2 separate regions of the Mus musculus genome follow, and region 2 is linked to region 1. The links are chromatin loops, found by intact Hi-C in ENCODE. Cell type or tissue: gastrocnemius. All regions are shown on one strand. Links, peaks and the distances in the headings refer to the core of each region. The heading gives the core; the rest is flanking DNA.

Region 1 (5,000 bases), core at 1-5,000:
TCTTAATTAAAGTATAACCACATCACGTTCCCATTCATTGTCTTCTTCTAATTCCTCCCAAGTCCTCTTCCTCCAACTTCTTCCATATCACCCTATAGTGATAGTCTTTTAAAAATTATCATTGGTTATTACATACATACACACACATACACGTTTGTCTGTATAATGGCTGCATAAATAAGACAGAAACAATGGCAGCATCAGTACAGAACACTAACAGAGAACAGGAAAAGCCTTATGTGCCCCACTCCTAGACAATGAACTAAAGACAACTGCTGATTGAGAGAGGGAATCACTCCCAGGGATGATGATGATGACGATGACGATGACAATGACAATAATAAACCTGATAGTCTGTTCAATACAAAATCATCAACCTTGAAACCACAGCCAGACAAACATCAATACATTTTTAGGTACAAAAATATTTATTAAGTTATTTAATACATCAAGTGCATAGCTTTTAGAAAATGTAAAATTCCTATAATGAGCATATATTTATAAACTTTTAAGAGTTTTTTTCTACTTCTAAGTGGTTATGGTTACCTTTTCCAAAATCCTTGAGATTTATGACTTTTGTTTATAATAAGCCAAATGTTTACTGATCTTGTTATTGGCCAAGCAGATATCTCAAAGATGAGGAAAAAGGAATTCAAGTTGGATATATTTCAGGCAAAATGCCAGAAAAATTCAATAATGTCAAACATAATAATTTGAAAACATATTTCTTAATTAACTAGTTCCCTATTTTATATTGGCAAAGATTGTCAACATCTAAATTCAGAACATTTAGCTCTGAAGCTCTCAGAATGCTTCCCTTTCATTAGTATAATGGTAAAATCCTGGAACTTAGGCAGTGCATGTCACTGGTACCTTTTCTTGAGATGGCTCATGTAGTCTGGCAAACAGTGATAAAGTATCTCAGTGCCTGGTGTTGAACTTGTCCCAATGTTGAGTCTCTGACCTCGCCCATTTCTTCCCACATCCTTCCCCCGGGAGATCCGAGTTTTTTCTAGTTCTCTTGTGTGCTTTTTTTTATGCTTTTGATGTTTTGGGAAGTAGACAGGCTTCCATTTGATGAGGGAAGGAGCGACCTAGTCCAGGAGCTGAGGCTGATAACAGTCAGCAGAATTCCCGGATGCTGTTGGGGACATGTTAGGAACCAAAACTGAGACTTTGAAGTTCATTAAATCTTCTCTGTGTATCCTTTAGTGATTTTCAAGTCTTGTATATTCTTCAAATAGAACATTTTGCCTACTTAGCCCAGGTTTTCTGTTTTTAATTCTTTCTTTGCCTCCGAGGCTTCCAGTTTCTCCTGTTGTCTCTTTAATTCGTTTCCATGAAGAGAATTTCTCTTTTCTGAGCACTTTCAGATTGTTGTAGTTTACCTTAGCTTGATTATCCTTCTCTCTCCACGGTACGGAGTTACTGTTGCTCTTCCAAACACCGTATCTGTTCTTCTTCCAGGGCCACAGAAGAGCAAACTCAACCTCTCAGCTTCCAGTTTCGCTTTTCCAACTTGGCCTCTTAAATGTCGGCATTCTTGTCTTACTCTCTCGGCCATTTCCTTCATCTTTGTTTATTAGTTTGAATTCAGCAGGTCGTTCTCCGCGCCAGTGAGGTCATGTAGATCAATCAGCAAATGGCTGGTTGGCTGAGGTCACATGGATCTGCAAACAGCTGATTCAGAATTTTTCTTTTTCTTACATTGTGTTTTCAGTACTTACCGTTTCCTGCTGAAGTTTTAACTTTTCATCTCCTAATGCCATAAGACTTTGAGCTTTCCTTGGCAGCTTGTACTTTACGTATTAATTCCCAATCTCTTTCCAATGAGAGAAGTTTGTGCTGTTCAACATGTCTTGAGAATTTCATTGTCTGACTGCAATCCCCAAAGTATAGGCAGAAAGGAGCAAACACCAATACCTTTTTGAATATCAAAATAATGCGTGCTGTGTTAGTCTTGGTAAACTGTAAAATTCCCTAGAAAGGAAGAAAAACACCCCCAGGAAAACACTGACAATTGAGGCGGATAGTAGGGGCTAAAAACCAACACCTGAGCCTTCGAAATAAAACAGGTTTACTCAGCTGGGGTCAGCTATAGTCACTTAGTTATGGTATCCTTAGTAGGAATTTTGGGGTCCCCAGGATAGAATTCATGAGAGGAAGAGTTTGTACTCTCTCTCTCTCTCTTCCTTTCCTTCTCTCTCCTCCCTCCCTCCCTCCCTCTCTTCCTTTCTTTCTGTTTCGATTAAGCACAAAAGTTTCCTTTATCTGTGCTGGATACAAGCAGCATATCATAAAATTAAGTTTTCTATTAGGCAACACTTAAGCATCTGCACCTGCGAGCATGCACGAATAACATCAGTATGTGGATTTAGGCATTAAATTCTCAACTTTATGACACACTGAAACCATAGCAAAGGGCGGAAGGATGTGGGAGGGGACCTAAGCACTGCAGGGCTCTAAGCAACTGCAATAGAGTGAGGAAGAGGCTCATGAAAACTGTGTGTGTGTGTGTGTGTGTGTGTGTGTGTGTGTGTAAGAGTCCAACCCCTTTGTTGGTCCCTTCCCAAGGAGTCTGATTGGATTATTTTGCAGATTTCTAAAATTTATTAGATATTATGCAATAAAATAAAACCTCATACATTCCATGAAGAAGTCTAATTTCTCTCTGCCAAATCTGAAAAGATTTACCAAGTCGCCTCTTCCTGGTAGCACAACATTTTGGCACCCTCTGCTGTTTTAAATTAGAAACTGCACATCACCCAGCCATGTAGCTTAATTAGAGGTAGAGATTGGAAGAATTGTATAAAGAACACAGTGGATTCGACAGTATGAGGGAACAAGCCCCCCCTGAAAATTACTCCAGACAGTGTAAGCCGAATCACTAGAAGCTTGTGAGAGGCCCTTGGTGTTCCGGATGAAGTCTTTTTGGGCCAGGCAGGTAAAATTAAAATTCTGCTGAAGAAGCTGGTGAGTGGGGCTAGGTTTCCCACTTGCAGATCTGAAGCATTAAGACTTGTTTTTGTGGGCAGACCTGTGCACACGGATGCGAAAAAGCTAGGAGTCATGGCTAAGGGCAGCAGCTGACGGGTGGGATGCTGACAGACTCTTTCATAGTTAAATGTTTGTGGAGCATCTTGTCCCATGATCCTCAGTGAGGGACTCACAGTGTATGGTACTAAAGATTAAGGGACGTCGTGTGGCATGTGGCCACTTTCAATTTGCTTAATCTAGCATTTCATAGATTTTTTAAAAATTATGACCACAGAATCCTTCTTGTAATGTGCTAACTATTATTATGAATAAAGCTTAATATACTATTAATACTATTAATGTACTATTATGAATAAAGCTTGCTTGAAAACCCAGGAATACCCCTGTGTCCAGATAGCCTCTCTCACTTCTGCCTCTCTTCTCTCCTTGCAGGCAGACATCTTCTCCGGGGCTATATTCATCAATCTAGCCTTGGGCCTGGATATATACTTGGCCATTTTCATCCTGCTAGCAATCACTGCCCTTTATACAATCACAGGTGAGTCTATTCAAGAGAATCCAAAGCTTGAGCCTGTTCCAGCATTAGTCACATGTTAGGATGGAGGCGGTAGGATTTGAGAATGGCTGTTACTTGGTCTCCACTGCAAGCCATGTGGATGAATGTCCTGTGAGAGCCCCCTGCTGGCTATGCAAGTCGGGGCAACATTTCATAGTCACTCAGGAAGAGCTTGACTCTGAAGGTTGTGTGACTAAGCCGGGACAGTTAGAGGCATTGCCAAGTGAAAAAATAGGTGGACAATGTGCCGGGCAGTGGTGGCACATGCCTTTAATACCAGCACTTGGGAGGCGGAAGCAGGTGGATTTCTGAGTTTGAGGCCAGCCTGCTCTACAAAGTGAGTTCTAGGACAGCCAGGGCTACACAGAGAAACCCTGTCTTGACCCCCCCCCCCAAAAAAAAAAGTGGACAACATAGCAGATACGGGCGTGGCGTGACTCAGAAGCAAGGTGAGCTGGCAGATACTGGAAGAAGGTGGTTACTGGGAAGTTGTGGGGGAGAGAGGGGACACAAAGGGTGATGATATAACAGACCCTTGGAAGCCCCAAATATAATGTGACTAGATTGGGAGCCATTTTGAAGTGGGAGAAAGCTATGCAAAGAGGTTTTGGAGTAAGATTTGAGGATAGCACAGACATTGGTGTCCTTTGTAGGAACGGAGGGGAAGACTCAACAGTAGGACTTGGTGCTTCATGGGGGCCCTGCATGGACGGACAAGAAGTTACTTAGAGGGGATGGACTGTAGCACATCTGTCTGTCTCATGCACATGCACGCATGTGCGCGTGCATGCACTCACACGCAGAGAGAGTTGGGGTGTCCTGGGTTCCATTTCTAGCATTGCAAAGCAAAAAAAAAAAAAAAAAAAAAAAAAAGAGCAAGCACTCTGTGGAGACATGCCCTAGTTTTAAAAGCTCACAGCCAGTACTTTCCTCTTAGAAAGTCCTTTTCCCAGGCCTTGGGGGTATTTTCATGAGAAGCTAGAAACATTCTGAGTAGAAGGATGTTGTAGCAGGATCAGGGAGGGAAGGGAAGGCAGTGGATGGTGGTGGCAGGGGTCGGGGGAGCTTCTTGGAAGGTGTGGTAGAAGGAGCATAGTGGGTAGATAGAGGGAGCAAGTGATGGCCTCCCTCTCAATGTGATCTATTGTCTTTTGCCTGCTTAGGGGGGCTGGCAGCTGTAATTTACACAGATACCCTGCAGACCGCGATCATGCTGGTGGGGTCTTTTATCCTGACTGGGTTTGGTAAGTGGGGCTAGGGCTGGCTGGGGAGGTGGGGGCAGAGGTGTGGGGTTCTGAGAAGAGAAGAGCAAGTCTGGCTTGCCTGTCTGCATGCTGTACCTAGCTCAGGGCAGTGGCCCAGCCCTGACTGACCACGCTGTGGGAAGCCCCTTGTCCTTGTCCTTGTCCCTGTAGGACCCTTGTTGGAGCAGATCCAAGGAACACTT
Region 2 (6,156 bases), core at 662-5,661, 210 kb before region 1:
TAGGCCCATCTGGAGAGGCCATCCAGATCCATCATCAGACCCGGCAAAACATGGCAGAGCTGCAGGGCAGCAGGCAGAGGGACCCTACCCACTCCTCTGCAGAGCTGTTGGAGTTGGCATACCATGAAGCTGCCGGGAGGTGAGGTTTGCACAGTGCTGAACAGACAGCTGATGAAATGGCACATTGTGACTTAGAGCACACTCGGTCAGGACCCTCCTTTGTCAGCCAGTGTCAGTCCCATCCCTGGGTACAAGCCATCTGCCTGGCATTTTGCCTGTAATATTACCAAGGCCCTGCTTAGGTATATTTTGAGCTTACATTTTGTAAACTTCCTAGTTTTCTTCCAAACCTTGGTCAAAGGCGAAAATGAGCTATCTATTTTTTTATCTCAGGGTTAGCCTATAGAATGCTGGGACAGGAGATTCAGCCTTAGACAGCCTTCCTTTACTTGGCATGTTGGTTTTTTAACAAAATATTTTATAAAGCCTCTGAAGAGTCAGTGTAGGAAGAAAGACACTTAAGCCTTGATGAACATATTGGTCCTAAATTGCTTTGGGAACCACTTTGCAAAGAGCAGCCTTCTTGGTCCCTTCCTTAGACATTGGACATCTTCTTTGCTGGGGGTGTTCATGGGAGATCTGGATGGTGTGTGGCCCTTTTCACCAGGTTTACTGTGGTATATCCTTTCAGGCATTTTATATCTTTCCTTTGTTATTAAGCGGGCAGAAAGGGTCTAGCATGGTGGTAGGTAAGCAACCAGGGAGAGTGTTCAAGGCTGACACAGAAGTGAAGCACTACTACATGATTGAGGTGTGGATCCTAAGTGTTGCTTCTTTTTCATTAGCGTTTCCAATCCCATATGCCCTCTCCCATACACTAGGATACAGGGTGAACAGGAAAAAAAAAAGTGATGATCTACATTAATTAATCCAGGTGGCCTGGCTTTGTTCTCTGCAGGCACAGCACTTCCCGCCAGCCTGGTGACAGCATGTCCTTGAACTTCAGTGGAACGGAAGAGCTTTCTGTCAGCCTGCTTAGCAACAGCAGTACAGGTAACTCATCTAAGAAGAGGTGGGATGCTCCAAGCAGCCTCACATCTAGAAGAGACACAAAGGCCAGAAAAGCAGGACCATGTCTATTTTGGGGATCTTTTCAGCCACATGTCGTGGTGACCTATTTAGAAGCACTGCTGTATAATGCATGGGATTATAAATGGGCTGCACATTACATTTTTAGCTGAGAACATGTTGGTCAAGACATATTTATCATCGCTTTGTCAGGGAGTCCTGGCTGAGGGCTTGTGAGGTGTTGAGGGCAGCACCAGAGTCCGAGTAGGAGTAGTCTGTACCCTCAGAAAAACAAGCCCACAGGGGAACATTGTGATCTCTGTTATATCATCACAGAATAAAAAGAAGCCTGTGGGTGGTAGCATACACCTTTTCAATTCCAGCACTCCAGAGGCAGAGACAGGCAGAGCTCTGTGAGTTTGAGGTTAGCCTGGTCTACATAGTGAGTTCTAGGCCAGCCAATCCTATATAATAAAATACTGTCTCAAGAGAAAGAGGGTGGAGGGAGGCCATGTGGTTATGCTGAAAAGTAAGTGTGCATCTCAGGCTTGAGGGGTGGAGATTGGCTTGGTGGAAAGTTATAAGGAACAGATTCTTCTTTTTTACTCTTTCTGACACTTTTATTATCCAGTAATCCCAGGGAGGCATGTATTACTAAGTACAGTACATGGACAGTTGATGCCTAGATATGCAGAGGTACTAAACTAACCTCTCAAAGCAGCCTGGCACCCTCATTTGAGCATTCTAGTCAGCGTGTCAGGGAACATGAGTTTGGAAAGCTACCTTTTCTGCAAAGCGGGTATTGTACAAGATGAGTGTGGGAAGATTTAAACAACAGGATGGCTGCTTCATCATGTCTGTGTCCTATAAAATGGCGTGTATTTCTAGAACTTGGCTTAAGGTTTATGGAAGTAGGGGCTGGAAAGATGGCTCAGCAGTTAAGAGCAACAGTTGCTCTTCCAGAGGACCCAGGTTCAATTCCCAGCACCCACATGACAGCTCACATCTGTCTGTAACTCCAGTTCCAGGGGTTCTGTAAATTAAAAAGAAAATAGAAAAGGATTTGGAAAGTAAAGCTGTGTAAAGGGGGCCAGTGATATTGTTTTTAGTCACTGGTGGGTTAATCCAGCCATGTTCCTATAGCCCAAGTATAAGTGCTTACATCGACAGTAAGAGATCCCCAAATGGTTTTAGTCGCCTTCTATTCATTCATTTTAAATGAGAAACAAGTAAAAGTTTGTTTGGTACTGTGGAAATAGTTTCAGTCATATATTCAGGGTGCTTAAATGGCTGCAAGATTTTCTTAAGTGCCTGCAGAATGTCACAAAGGCAGCGATTCTATCACTTGGCTGAAGTAGGAAGCCAGATTTTAGGAACCAGTTTGAGTTTTCCTGGCTTTGGGGTAGAAGGTTACTAAGGAGGGCTGATCTGGGTTTCTGGACCATTCTTTGAGCTAGCTAGACTAGTGATTAGAAGCAGGAAGAATTAATTGAACCCAGATGGTAGCAGCCAGCACCAGGATCTACTCAGAAGAGCCCAGTACCATGGAGTATTGCTGAGATACCACATGGTTCCCTCTATGTAGCTTTTGGAATCTTAAGTTTCCTGTTGAGAACAGAGTGAGCTTTAAAAGGGTCTTGGTTTGAAGATGGGTGTGCAAGATCTTTACGTGATATTGTCATAGCCTCTAAGCCGAGAGTTTCCTGGCACCCTTTGTCATCACAATCCACACTATTCTCTTGAGGCAAGGTCTTTCTCTGAACCTAGAGGTAGACTTGCAGCCAGAAAGCCCCCTCAAGTCTCCTATCACTGTTCCCTACAGCATGGTTCTTATAGGCACAACACTAACAAGTGTGGCTTCCAGGAATTTGAACTCCGTCCTCTTGCTCGGACACTACAAGCTCTTACCTGTTGCACTGTCTCCCCAGGTATGGTTTGCTTCCTTAATTCGCAAAACTATACCTCTTTCAGAAGTGTTTAAACTTCTATTTACAGGAATCAGAAATTATAAAGATATCAGTTCTCATATCCTCAGTGGCCTTTGACTTGTATCTCCTTTGGGATTCTTTTTGAGGCAGTTCCCTTATGTGATAACAAGGATGAGAGAAAGCCCTCTCACTAGGATTTGGACTGTAAATCATTCAGATGTAGTGTGGTTTTCACATCTCTACTAAATTAGAATATGTAGATAATGCAATGTGTTGTGACTGACAGGCAGCTTCAGGGATATGGGTACAGTTCAGTACTAGACCACTTGTATAACATGCACAAAGCCCTGGCTTTGATCCCAGGCCCAGGGGTGGGGGTTAGGCAAGGTGCTCAGGAGTGGCAGTGGAAGTGTCACTAGAGGAGCAGAGGAAGCTGCAGCAGAGTGTTGCAGAGCTTCTGCCTTAGGTTGTACTAGCAGGCTGTTAAAATCAACTTCTGGAACAGTGCAAGACTATATAGAGTTCTAAAGGAAATCGTTATATGATCCGAGATACTTTATTAATTTGATGTAATGTGACATTTTGTTTCTTGTTAAAGTATTACATGAAACAAAACAAACAAATCCCATCCATCTAGATCCGTGTCCCCACAGCATTATGAGGGTCAAAAGTAGGCTGGGTTTGGTAAGGACAGAACTTAGAATTCTTGTTCTGGAGCTAAACTCCAGATAAACTGCATTCCGAATGCCTTTAATCCCAGCACTTGGAAGGCAGAGGCAGGCAGATCCCTGAGTTCAAGGCCAGCCTGCTCTACAGACTGAGTTCCAGGACCTCCAGGGCCACATAGAGAAACCCTGTCTTGAAAAACAAAACAATCCTTGTTTTGTTACAGAATACATTGAAAAACATAGCTAATAAACATTTCACTTATTAAAAACAAGAGAAAAATCAAGAAAACCAGTTCTGTGACCCTACCTCTGCCTCCTTTGGCTTGAAGCTTCTGCCGTCTGCAGGTACCCAAGTGTGACTCAGACTTCCTGCATCTGGACCTGATTCATGCATGAGTCATGCCTCTCAGAATACTGTCTCTGTGGGTTCCCTTTTGGCTCTGCAGGAGTTTGTTTTGAGCAGGGTTGTGAGACCTTGTAGCTGTATTGTTCACTTCTCTATGCTGTTAGCAGCGTAAAGGCAGTTAGTGGGTCTTGGTAGATAGATTTCTATCCTTCTGCCTTTTTACTGGTATTGGAGAGACTGAAGCTAGGACCTTACATAACTAAGCACTTACCTACCTAGTTATGTATCAAGAACCTATTTAAACAACAAACAGGATTGAAATACTGCTCAGTTGGTGGAGTGCTGGGTCCAGGGTCCCATGCCTGTCCTACATGAAAAGCTGGGATTGGTGGAAGTAGATGCCAACAGAAAATGAACTCAGTGGCATCTTTGGAGGCTACATATCTTATAATGTCATAAATGTCATGTCGGTCAGGGCTTTTAAAACATTTTCCTTATTGTGTTTATATATATGTGTGTTTCTTTTACTGTATAGATCCTTTGTGTATATATTATTGCTTCCAGTGTTTTTATGGGATCCCTGATAGTGTGAACAAGTAGTCTAGGATCTCTATCTGTTTCTTGTGCCTTTTTAAAGGCTCTTTTCCTGTTTTGTTCTATTCTTATGTATTAGTTTTTGTTTATATTATATCTTATTATTATTCCTTAGAAGCATGTTTGCTTTCTAATGAGAGACAAAAGGAAATGGATCCGGATGAGAGGGGAGGTAGGAAGGAACCAGGAGAAGTAGAGGGAGGGAAAACAATAATTATGATAGTATGTGAGGAAAAATAGATCTTTTGTTTGCTTGTTTTGAGACAGGGTTTCTCTGTGTGGCTCTGGCAGCCCCAGAATTCACTGTGTAGACCAGTCTGGCCTTGAACTCAAAATCCACCTGCCTCTGTCCACTGAGTGCTAGGATTAAAGGCGTGCACCACCATCCCCTGCTTTGGTTTGAATTGCTTTGCTTTGCTTTTTTCTAAATATTTATTTATTTATTTATTTATTTATTTATTTATTCTATTCATGTGAGTACATCGTAGCTGTCTTCAGGCATACCAGAAGAGGGCATCAGATCCTATCACAGATGGTTGTGAGCCACCATGTGGTTGCTGGGATTTGAACTCAGGACCTCTTAACCACTGAGCCATCTCTCTAGCCCCCCCCCAGCTTTTATTTTCAATAAGAGGAAGAAAAATCCAAGTAGAAGAAAAGGAAGGGAGGGATGGGGAGAGGGAAGAGGAAGAAAGGAAGGGAAAGAAGCTGGGCTTAGGGAGTTACAGAGTTGGCTCAGCAGGTAGGAGCTCTTGGTGCTTTATAGAGGTTGTGATTCCCATATGGTGGCTTGCAACCATCTGTAACTCAAGTTCCAGTTGTCTGATGCTCTCTTCTGACTTCTGTGGGCACCAGGCATGAATATGGTGCACAAACATACATGTAGGCAAAACTGTTTGTAAAATTGAATAAGCAGAGAAACTGGGCTCAGCCCTGGGAGAGAGGAAGGAGGTCTGCAAATTCAGGACCATTCTCTGCTGCCGGCGAGCGTGAGGTCAGCACGGGACACAAGAGACCCTGCCTGGCAATAACAGACAAAACAGGCGCAAACGCATCTCACTGTTTAATTTGCTGTTTCCTAAGTGGACACTGGTGTGGAATCTATTTTTAAATGTGCTCGTTTGCCTTCTGTGTGTGGTGTTGAAGGGTCTATTTAAATATTTTGTTCATTTATTTATTGGGTTGTTAATTTTCTTCCTCTTGAGTTTTGAGAGATCTCTTTATATTCCAGATGCAAGTCCTTTTTCCAGATTATGTGATTTTTCAAGTGCTTTCTCCTGTGTTATTGCTTTTTTTTTCTCTAAAGATTCACAAAGAATTTATAAATACATGTTATAGTTGAGAGGGATTCCAGTGACACAGAGGTATATGGAGTAAAAGGTTGAAACTCTGGGGCTGGAGCAAGGCTCAGCAGCTGAGTCTGTGATGCTCTTGCAGAGGACCTGGGTCCTGTTCCTCATCCCCACACAACAGCTCCCAGTGTCTGAGAGGATCTGATGTCCTCCTCTAGCCGCCATGTGCTTCAGGCACACACAAGATGCACATGTATATG

What was found. Hi-C counts contacts between places; a loop is a spot of excess contacts. Peaks named below come from ENCODE experiments on the same cell type or tissue, not always from the same donor. Only the 100,000 strongest peaks of a DNase experiment are listed, where the experiment ranks them.
Region 2: a loop joins it to region 1, with 2.0 times the contacts of the local background. A loop is called at or near these places in 12 of 42 quality-filtered maps.

The regions. Positions count from the first base shown.
Region 1 is chr5:33,140,534-33,145,533 of GRCm38, forward strand. Slc5a1 (solute carrier family 5 (sodium/glucose cotransporter), member 1) reads left to right here. Exons shown (of 15, transcript NM_019810.4): 6 at 3,430-3,535; 7 at 4,717-4,797. Among named protein-coding and RNA genes, the nearest start is that of Slc5a1, 39 kb to the left of the region's middle. In gastrocnemius, for the core only: CTCF peaks have their summits at 2,745 (motif pointing left) and 3,670 (motif pointing left); a DNase peak (open chromatin) is centred at 2,742; H3K4me3 peaks cover 640 bases.
Region 2 is chr5:32,926,887-32,933,042 of GRCm38, forward strand. Depdc5 (DEP domain containing 5) reads left to right here. Exons shown (of 43, transcript NM_001170567.1): 23 at 4-139; 24 at 959-1,053. Among named protein-coding and RNA genes, the nearest start is that of Depdc5, 66 kb to the left of the region's middle. In gastrocnemius, for the core only: no CTCF peak of the experiment used is centred there; a DNase peak (open chromatin) is centred at 3,352; H3K27ac peaks cover 742 bases.